Regions from separate parts of the Homo sapiens genome. Here region 1 is linked to region 2. Evidence: chromatin contacts called from ENCODE Hi-C data. All regions are on one chromosome and are shown on one strand. Each heading gives the region's core, a stretch centred on a gene start or an enhancer-like site at or near the end of the contact. The rest is flanking DNA. Distances are from core to core; before and after follow the strand shown. Region 1 holds the start of NR2E1 (nuclear receptor subfamily 2 group E member 1). Region 2 holds the start of SOBP (sine oculis binding protein homolog).

Region 1 (4,663 bases), core at 28-2,527, 680 kb after region 2:
TGGTGTGCGAGACCCCGAGCTCGAGGCCGAGCCAAGGCTGGGCAGAAAGTTGCAATCACGTGCTGTCGGAGCCCACTGGAGCGCACAGCCCGCTCCCCCTGGGACGCCCAGGCGGAGGACCTGCTGCGCCCTCCCAGGGCTCGGGGGACTCCAGCATTCACTTGCACGCACAGGCGAACTCTGATTGAAAGCCCGGGATGACACCGAGTCTGGAGAAAGAGGGACCGGGGGGTGGGCTGGCGGAATTGCAGAGCGCCGGCCACAGCTCCCCTCCCCGCGAACGTCGAGCGGAGGGCGGGAGGTGTAACCTCTGACCTCTGGCCGGGTCCACGCCCTGAGGAGGGACTGGCAAGCTCTTGTTCGACAAGTTCAAGCTGCCGAGAGAGCTTAAATAGAATTAATCTCTTAGAGATCGGGGATCATCGCTCCCTCGGCATGCGCTCTCCCAGCGCCGCGCACAGAGCAAGGCGCGAGAGAGCTCAGGAATCGCGGGAAGGCAAGCGGAATGGGGAGGGGGTAGGGGATGAGGGCCTCTCTTCACTATTCCTCCGCCCGGAGAGCGGGAGCCCGCAACGCCCGCCGAGGACGAGCGGCGGGAGGGAACGCTCTGCCCTCCAGCCGCCCCGGTGCAGATAATGGAGGCGACAAGAGATTCGCTCAGCGTCGGATGGGCCAGCTCTGCTTGGGGAAGCTGGCGGCATCCTCCCCTCGGCTGGTGCCCAAACCCACTGCGCGAAGGCCGAAGGAACGCGGAACCTCCAGAAGACCCCATCCTCAGCCCTGACTTTCCGTAGATATGTGCAAAATGAGTAAATTACTCACCTCGGGCCAGATCCAAGTTTTACCCAACAGAAGGGGCACCGGACCAAGAATGAACCAACTCACATGGCCATGTCCGGCGCGCACAATCACACGCCAGCACACAGCCACCCAATTTCTTCCGCGAATCTATCTGGCACTCTGGAGAGAGGGGGAAAAGCGTTTTGAGAAAGCCCCGTCACCCCTCCCCTTCCTTCTTGCCGTGAAATATACGAATTCATTTTTATTACGAGCCGCACCGTCCTCACCATCACGCACGCACAGAGCCACACTCCCATATTCACACTTTCTAACTCGTAAGCTCCGACAGCGCCTGCATTTTCTTTGGGAGCCGCTTGGAGGTTCATTAATATCATTAGCATTTAACCCCCTCCCTCTTCCCATCCCCTCCCCGCACATGGCTGACGTCAGACCCCGCCAGGAGTTGGGGGAAAAGCTAAGTGGGCCAGGGACGCCCTATTCCCCTCCCCGCGGCTGCCTGTCAGAGCGCTTCTGGAGATATTACAGGGGACCCAGCCCGCAGCGACAGGCACAAAGTCACGGGGTAATGAACTTCGGGGACCCTTCGCCGCTGCGTGCGCGGCTCTCCCCGGAAACCCGGACCTGGCCGCCTCTTCCCTCGGAAGATTTCCCAGCAATCTAGTTTTCCCACTCTGCGCTTGGGTTCCGGCAGCGCGGAGCCCGTCTGCCTCTGAGACTGCGGTAGTGTTTTCCTTCTTTCCTTGGGAGACCAGCGGTCGGCAGAGATTGCCCACACTCTGCATGCCTATGTAGAGGGAGAGATCGAAGACTGAGTGACAGGAATGGGGAAAAAGAGGGATTTCGCTCCGTAGGAAGGCCATTTTCGTGTCTCCATCTCTGTCTTTCAACATCCCTCTCTTGCTGTTCTTCCTTCTTCCTCAGTCTTCCTGTCCATCTCTCCATCTGTCTGTCCATGTGTGTGTCCATATCAAGCAGCATTCCCAGCAGCTGCGGTTTTGCAAGAGCCGGGAAGAAACTTAAGGATGCTTAAATTTCCACTGTTGGACGAATTCTGAGCGCCCAGGGAGCAGCGCAGCGCGCGACTGACACCCACCTGTCCCGCCCAGGAGCCTTGCAGGCTGGAGGGCAGCTGGAGAGCGGCGGCGCCCGGCGGCGAGGCGGGCGCTGCCGGCCGGGACTCGGGCAGCGCCCACCAACCGCTCCGCCCCGGGACAGCCAGCATGAGCAAGCCAGCCGGATCAACAAGTGGGTACCTCTCGGGCCGCCGTGGGGCCTAGGCGCGCAGCCTGGGGCGAGCGAGCGGGGAGGCTGGGGGAGGTCCTGCCTGGAGCGCTGCGAATCTGAGCCCCTGAGAGGGATTCCAGCGGGCGTGTGCGTTCGGCCCAGACCTGTAGACCGTGAGTTGGAGCATTTCGTGGAGAGGGGAGAGCCGTTTCGTTGCCTCTGGATTGCTTGATCCCCCCTGTCTGGTGCGGTGAGAAGGTTACGACCCGCGCAGCCCACCAGTCGGATGAGTTGTCTCCATTTAGCCGCCAGGTGCTGGATGGGGGGGCCATGGGGGCGGGAACTGGGCCGCAGCTCCAGGCGGTAGCACAATAACACACTCGCTCAAAACTCCGAGCTCCAGCGCGCAAAAGCAACTCTGTGCAAAGCGGATTTTGAATGGAATGCTTTGCACCCCGTTTCTAGCTATTTCAAATAATCCTGCAAACTGGGAAGCAGAAACAATTTAAAAGTCACATTTTCCTTAATCCTAAATCCGCGTAGGTCATAACTGGGGAATTTAAAGTATGGCGAACCACTCTAGCAAAGAGAGGACCAAATCCCTAATCCCAAGGACTTTTCGAGCCGGAGCCCAGCAGAGGCAGGAGTGCGCGGCCTGCTCCCTCCGTGCGCTTCTCTCCTTCCTCGAACTTCCTTAGCTGCCGGCTCTCCGAACGCCAGGCCGCAGCTGACCTCTCACCACCCCGAGACTCACGAGCGCAGGGCTAAGTGTGTGTGCGAGGGCATTTGCTTGCACCCTGCCTGCGGAACCCAAGAATGTGCAGGCCCGAGCCAGCGTTGAGCAGGCGCGGTCACGGTGCTCAGATCTCCCGGGGGCATTTCAGTTCCCGCCATCCAGTGGCCCACGGCTGCGGGCTCCAGGGTCTGAGGCTGGGGACTACCGTTGCCGCCGCAGTCCCCATATCCCGAAGTTGCCTTGCTGCTTGTGTTGTTTTCGCAGATAGCATTTTTGGCGCTCTGTGCGTTCCTTCCCTCCCCCTCCCCCTTTCACTCGCCCTCATTGTCCTGAGTCTTTGAAAGTTGGGAGAATCGGAGATACTTCTGAGGACTGGTAATGAAGTCTCACTTAAGTGGGATGCAATTCCCGCCCTCCTACCCCCCTCCAAGAAGGAGGTTGTGTTTTCATTTTGTTTTGCTTTGGGTGCTGACCTTTAAAAAATTAGAGCAAAATGAACGTGAACAAAAAGAAAAGGAGAAATGTTTCGAGCTGGGGCAGAGGGAGCAGAGAAGGAGCCCTCACCGCGGCCGGAATGCAGAGCGGACCCTGGCCCAGGACTGGGTTTCCCTTTAGGCTCGGGCCTACCCTGGCCCTCGCTGTTGGAATCTCCAGGAGGTAAAGCGACCTCGATTTTTGTTGCCCGCATTCCCGGGCGTGAGTGTCCTTCCCAGGAGGCTCAGGAGGCCGTTTCTGTTGCATTCTGAGCCTCCGTTGCAAAAACTGAAGCCCGTGGGTCTCGGCAGGCCTCCTAGCTCGCTCGCCCCGGGACAGGCCCTCGCCTACACCCCTGGAAGTAAGGAGCCCCGGGCTCTTTCGTCCTTTTCGGGGTGTGGAGCCCCTGGGGCCCTTGAAAGGTGAGGCCTCAGAGGCGAGGGAGGGGTGAGCGGGGAGCTCTGCCCGCCTGCGGCTGCGCCCCCGCTGTGGACTAGGAGGCAGGCCAACCCTCCGGACTTTGGGGGAAAAACCACAGCGGGCTCCTTGCGGAAACTTTGGCCGTTCTAACTTGCCAAGAGCCTGAGTGAGGCCTTGGAAGCCTCCAGCCCCGGCTCAGGTCGGGACGCGGCTGCTGAGCTTTCTCAGGCCCGCAGGACAGCGGCCCCCGCCGGTGGCGCCGCTGCATTTAGGCCCTTTCCAGACCGGTGGCGGCAGCCAACCCGAGACTTGCGTCCCTCGGGCCCGGGGCAGCTAGGAGGTCGGCGCGCAGCGGGCCGGGTCAGGACTGGGTCGAGCAGACAGAGCTGCAGCCCCCGCCTTGCCCGGCTTCTCGCGGCTGGAGAGCAGAGCGATGTCACCCGGAGCCCCGCCTGGGTGGTAACGAGACCCTGGCCAGTCACCCCTGCAGCCCAGACTAACTTCTTTCAACAGCCTCTGATGGTAATTACAGTAATCGAAGCTGCCATATATCTTTAGGCAATTATGACACACAAAAAGCCCCGAGGGGACCCCCTGGCGAGGGAAGTTAAGAACGGTTTTCCAGCTTCAGGAAACTCCGGCTCGCCTCACGTCGGAGCTCGCTCGGCTTGCTAAATGAGAGGAGCTTTGCAACGGGGTCAACCAGCTTGTCTCGTGACCCCAAGTCACCTTAACGTGGCTGGGTGGCGGAGTCTGAGGCACAGGCCCGCTATGCCCCGGAATTTTCGCGTCCCTCCCTCCTGGGCCCCGCCCCAGCCCGGTTGCCTGTTTCTAATCTGCCCCGGGAGCCGCGGCTCAGAGGTCTGCTCAGAGGCAGGACTCGCACTGGTGGTGGCCTAGAGGGCAACAGTCCGGAAGCTCGGGCGGGGGAATCCGAGGAGGGGCCCCCACCCTGCACTGGTCTTCCCTCCACCCTCATCGGGTTCTCCAGAGATGTTGTCATGGGCC
Region 2 (4,975 bases), core at 832-3,331:
GCGAATGTTGCACTATCATTCCAGGAGTGGGGGGAGGTTGCTGCGACAGCTTTAGGCTCCTCTCCGCGTTATTGGGTCGTCGTAGGTGCGCTGTGGGCTGCTGCGGGCTCTGAGACCCGGCCACAGGACTCGCGGCTCACGACCTGAGTGTACCTAGATAGGTTCTCAGAGGCTACTGGGAAAATCGCAAATACAGGACGCCTGTACTGCAAAGCTCCCCTAAAACCTCATCAGTCTTCCTCTCTTGACTCTTGGGCGTCCCAGGAATTTTAACTTTTCCTCGGCGTAAGTGTTTCTCGCGCGGACCCCTTGCAGGCGCAAAGCCTGGCTCGCTCTGGCCTCCTGGCTTGCCCAGGATCTAGGCAGCCACGGGGAGCAGGGTGCAGCTTCCCCTCGCCTCCCCGGGACGGGGAAGAGAAGAAATCAGGAGGGAGGAGGTACTCAGCCCTCCTGGGTGCACTCCCAGATGTTTTTAAGTTGGCGTTTATTAAAAACAAAATGATGCTAAAATGCAAAATAGGCAACGTGGAGGTACTCAGCTCTCCTGCGTACACGCCCATGTATCTCTAATGTGACATTTAAGAAACAAAACAATGCTAAAATGCAAATTAGGCGATGTAATACCCAGAATGAGCCTCGTTTGACAGGCCAAACTGAGATTTAATGGAAAGCTTACTCATATCCCCACACGGAATTCATTCTTTTAGGAACTTAAAAAAATTGTGTAATTTTAAGTTCCACCACTGTCATAACGAACACTCCACAGTAACATGCAGTGGAACAATGGACACCCCCATATCGCATTGTGTCAGGTAATTATGAAGTGTCGAGGCGCGGGAAGGAGAAGCCGGGAACGTCAATGTGTCCTCTGCAACGTGTGGGAGCGCTCAGAGCCGCGCGTATCACAGAAACATCATCCAGTCGTCACCCCCAATGCCTCAACCCAGGGACAGGGACAGACTCAATCAGACCTCGGCCCCAGGCGTGGCAGGAGAGGGCCAAAGAGGGGACTTGTGAGCGCAGAGGGAGCGAGCACCGCTCCATGGAGGGCAGGCGCTAGCTGGGAAGTCGGGAGGAGAAAGTGCAACCAGGCGGGGAGGGGAGGATCCCACCGGGGCGTGGCGAGGGCGTTCGGGGTCCGGGTGAGCGGGACCCTACGCGGGACCGTGCGCTCCCAGAAGCTCCCACTCAGCCCAACCTTTTGGGCGAAACCCAGGACACCCAGATAAGGGTGCAGGCGGGGTCACGCGTAAAGCTGTTACTTTGAAGCAGGGCATAAGTGAGAGAGAGATAAAGAGAGAAGGAACAAGGGGAAAAAGAAATGAAGGGGCTGAAGGCCGAGATGTCCTACTTCTAAGTAGTTCTTTGAGAGGCAAAAGCTTCATTGCCATTGCAGTCCGAGGCAGCGCCGCGTGGAGGACCGGCCGGGCGGGGCGCGGGGACCTCTCCAAGGGGTCTCCAGCCTCCGCGCACTCTGCGGTGGCCCCCGGAGGGGGAAACTATTCTGGCAGCTCAGTGGGGGGAAGCTCGTCCGGGCTGTGGTTTCCTTTCCCCGAGACCCCAGCGTTGCACCCCCGAGGCGGCAGGCTCAGTCAACCCTCCCCGGGGGACGGCGGCCCTCTAGCCAGGCGACCTCAGGTCTCGCGACCTCCCGCCGCCCAACCTTCTCCTTTCACCCCCATTCATTTTTCCTCAGCGGCTCCTAGGACGGGCTCAAAAACCAACTCCACACGCAACCCAGCCCACCTCGCGGAGCTGAGAAGCAGGGCTGGGTTCCGAGCGGGCGCCGGCGCCCCTGGCGTGTGGCGGGGAGGTGGCGGCCGCGGGGGGCGCCGCGAGCCGCCCGTGCCCGCCGCGGATGAACAGGCGGCTGCGAGCAGCCCCCGGAGCCGCGCAGCATCCGCGTATCCAGTGACGGTGGAAGCCACGCCCGCTCGAGAGCCGGGGGGCTGTCCTCGCCCCCCCCACCTTTCCCCTCCCTCCGACCCCCTCCCGGCCGCGCTCCCTCCCCTCCTCCCGCGCCGGCCCCCGGCCCGCCCCCGGCTCGGCTCGCGGGAGGCGCTGGGCGCCGGGGCTGGCGCGCTCTCCCGGGCTCACACACAGCCGCGCACGCACGCCCGGGGCCGCTCTCCGCGCCGGCCCTTGCTCCCCGCGCCCATGCGGACGGACCGAGCGACGGAAGATGGCTGACGACTCCACGGGGCCCCGAGGATGCGGCCCGGCGGCGGCGGCGGCGGGAGCGGCAGCGGCAGCGAGGGCGGCAGGGGCAGCGGCAGCAGCGGCGGCGTTGGCTGCGGCGGCGGCGGCGGCGGCAGCAGGAGCCGGAGCGACGGCGGCGGCATCCCCGAGACTCTCCGCACTATCCTTACCCGTGACAGCCACTGACGTCCTCCGCCGCTAGAAGAGACCCCGCTTCTCGGCGCCTGCCCTCCCCCTCGCGGCTCGGTCCGGCCCCGCCAGCACCGCTACCTCCGCCAGCCTCGCCACCATCAGCACCACCTCCACCGCCGCCGCCGCCGCCACCACCACCGCCGGCGGCGGCAGCAGCCATTTCATCTCCACAGAAACCAGACACAAAAACATGGCAGAAATGGAGAAAGAAGGGAGACCTCCCGAAAATAAACGGAGCAGGAAGCCGGCTCACCCAGTGAAAAGGGAGATCAATGAGGAGATGAAGGTATTTTTTGATCTCGGGGGCCAGGGAGACTGAGCTCTTTCTTGCGCCCGCTCCCCGTGGGCCGTGGTATGGATCTGGGGGGTACCGGGGCGCGCTTGTCAGTTTCTGTAGGATGCCCAGAACGGCTCCGCTCCTCCTCCAGGTGTAAAGCAGAGGCCAACTCGAGGGCTGCATCCCCGAAATTGTTGCCAACCTCAGATTTGATGAGGGGGGACCACATACTATTTAACCTTACGAATCCCAGGTTGGCACGGACGCGTTTCAGGGCGAGGGCACCGGGGACTCGAGCGGCGTTGGGCAGGGGAAGAGGCTTTCCCAGTGGACGGTGCAGTTTCTCCCCCCTTTTTGAGAATCATCCTCAGGGTCCCTCCAAAGTTAGGAGCCTCCTGGCCGGGGCACCCCGGAGAGAGCTCTATTCCACCCCTCTCCCCCAGCTCACCCTCCTGCTCCTCAATCCCGCTTCCCCCCAACCAACCAGCTGCGACGGCGTGAAGAGCCCGTCAGTGCCCGGCGAGCTGCGGCCCGAGAGGCGCGGGTCTGGGCACGGTCCTGACCGCTCTCCTCGCCCGCCCCCGCCCGCACCTCACCACTGGCAGCCTCCGCCTCCCGCTCGCCTCTGCCTGCCTCACTTCCCAGCCAAGCAGACCCCGGCCAGCCCCGCTGGAGGACAGCTGTCTGAGGGGCGGCCTTTGCAGGGCGCCTGTCCATTGTTCGCTAAGGCCGGCCCGGAGTCCTCTCGGCGAGGCTGGGCTCCCCGCCAGGCCAGCGGTGCACCAGAGGTGGAGAGCGCAGCAGCCTGGCGCTCCAGCTGTTCGCGTTAGAGCAATTGCACAAGAGCACCGCTCAGCTCTGGACCCCCTCGTTGCCCCCCACCTCCTTATTTTCCATGAAGTTGCGGCTTTTGCCTGGGCGAGGGTTTTATTCTGTGTTGATTTCACGAGTCTCTATTGATATAAAACAATTTATTTATTTTTCTGCGAGCCATCAAAAAGTAGCAGGTTTGCATTTTGCGGTCTTCTTGGTGTTCCCCATCTTCTGCATGAAATCCTTAATACTACCAGGTGGCTTAATACTACTACTTGGCCAGTTTTGGTTCAGTTTGTATTTAAAAAACAAACTGGATGAAAATGGTGTGCAAGTAAGTCAAATTTATTGCGCTTTGACGCTTTCTTCATTAGAACAAGCATTTTCTATCATAGCTCACGCTTAGCAGGGGACGCATGGATATATATCATATATGTATGCGTACCTAGGTGCATATGCTTAGCTTTACTTCTCAGAAATGTCAGAAGCAACCTAAATATCAGAATTAGGGGTTTTATTACTGGATAAGGAACTTAGTACCTGGAAGCATGAGGTGCAGCATGAGTCCAACGGAGAGTTAAGGGAGATTTGCCTTGGAAATCAATGCTGTTTCTTATGGTGGAAACCACTGTTGATTCCAATGATGGACAGTTTTATTTTATTTTTTTTAAGACCGGTAGAAGTTGTTGTTTTTTGATGGGAACAAAATTCAAACAGTCCATAATAACCATTCTTCCTCACTTACCCTTACCTCCTGTCCTGCATTTCCAGTTTACTTTTGCATTTCATTTTAGGTTGGGGGTGGGGAAGGGGGAGAGAGGTGAAAGCCACTAGGAAATCACAAGGAGCTCTGGCCCTTTAAAACGCTGCCTAATGTGATCTATATGGATGGCAGCTTTTAAGTTTCATAGGTTCTAGAATTACAAATTAGCTAATTTTAATCAAAACATGTGAAATGTTATCCCGGCTGGATATAAAGGCTGACTGTGCTCGATGCTTGGGGCTCGCGTTGTTGATTTTGGCTGCAGGCGCAGTCCGTGGTTTGGGAGATAGTTGTCCTTCTGCAGTATAACAGATGTTTGTCTGAACTGGTGAGGAAGAAACAAAAACAACATTGTGTGAAGGGGAAAAATTACACAATTTTTAGCCGATGCTGCAGGACTAAGTATGGAATTAACCTTGGTGCACAGAATTTCCTCTTTTTAAAATATTATTTTCCTTCCAAATCACCACCCACTATTTGAAGTTTTAATCCTCACCCTTTCAATCCAGAGTAGCATTAAATAAGAAGTTTTACACGGCAAATAACTCAATTGTCTGTAGGATCAGTGTTTTCTCTCTTCTTTGGACCAAAGTAAAATACCCCTAACCAAAAATTTTAGTCATGTTCAAGTATACCATGCCTGAGAGTCTAGTGGAATTGTTTAGTAGGCATTCTTCTAATATAACAGCACCAAAAGTCCTCACTTAAAAAGTGGTTTCTCAAAGTCAAAA

Evidence for each region. Hi-C counts contacts between places; a loop is a spot of excess contacts on that map. Pooled maps may share reads with other maps.
Region 1: a pooled map shows a loop between it and region 2 (13-fold over the local background). The contact joins the promoter of NR2E1 here to the promoter of SOBP in region 2. A Hi-C loop is called at or near these places in 5 of 37 single-sample maps with no recorded cell type and 6 of 50 pooled maps.

What each region holds. Positions count from the first base shown.
Region 1 is chr6:108,164,745-108,169,407 of GRCh38, forward strand. It overlaps NR2E1 (nuclear receptor subfamily 2 group E member 1), which reads left to right and starts at 1,278. Exons shown (of 9, transcript NM_003269.5): 1 at 1,278-2,046. The coding sequence starts at 2,022. RefSeq lists enhancers at 321-1,222, 2,123-3,024, 3,925-4,663.
Region 2 is chr6:107,488,036-107,493,010 of GRCh38, forward strand. SOBP (sine oculis binding protein homolog) reads left to right here and starts at 2,082. Exons shown (of 7, transcript NM_018013.4): 1 at 2,082-2,677. The coding sequence starts at 2,582. RefSeq lists silencers at 2,312-2,361, 2,402-2,461.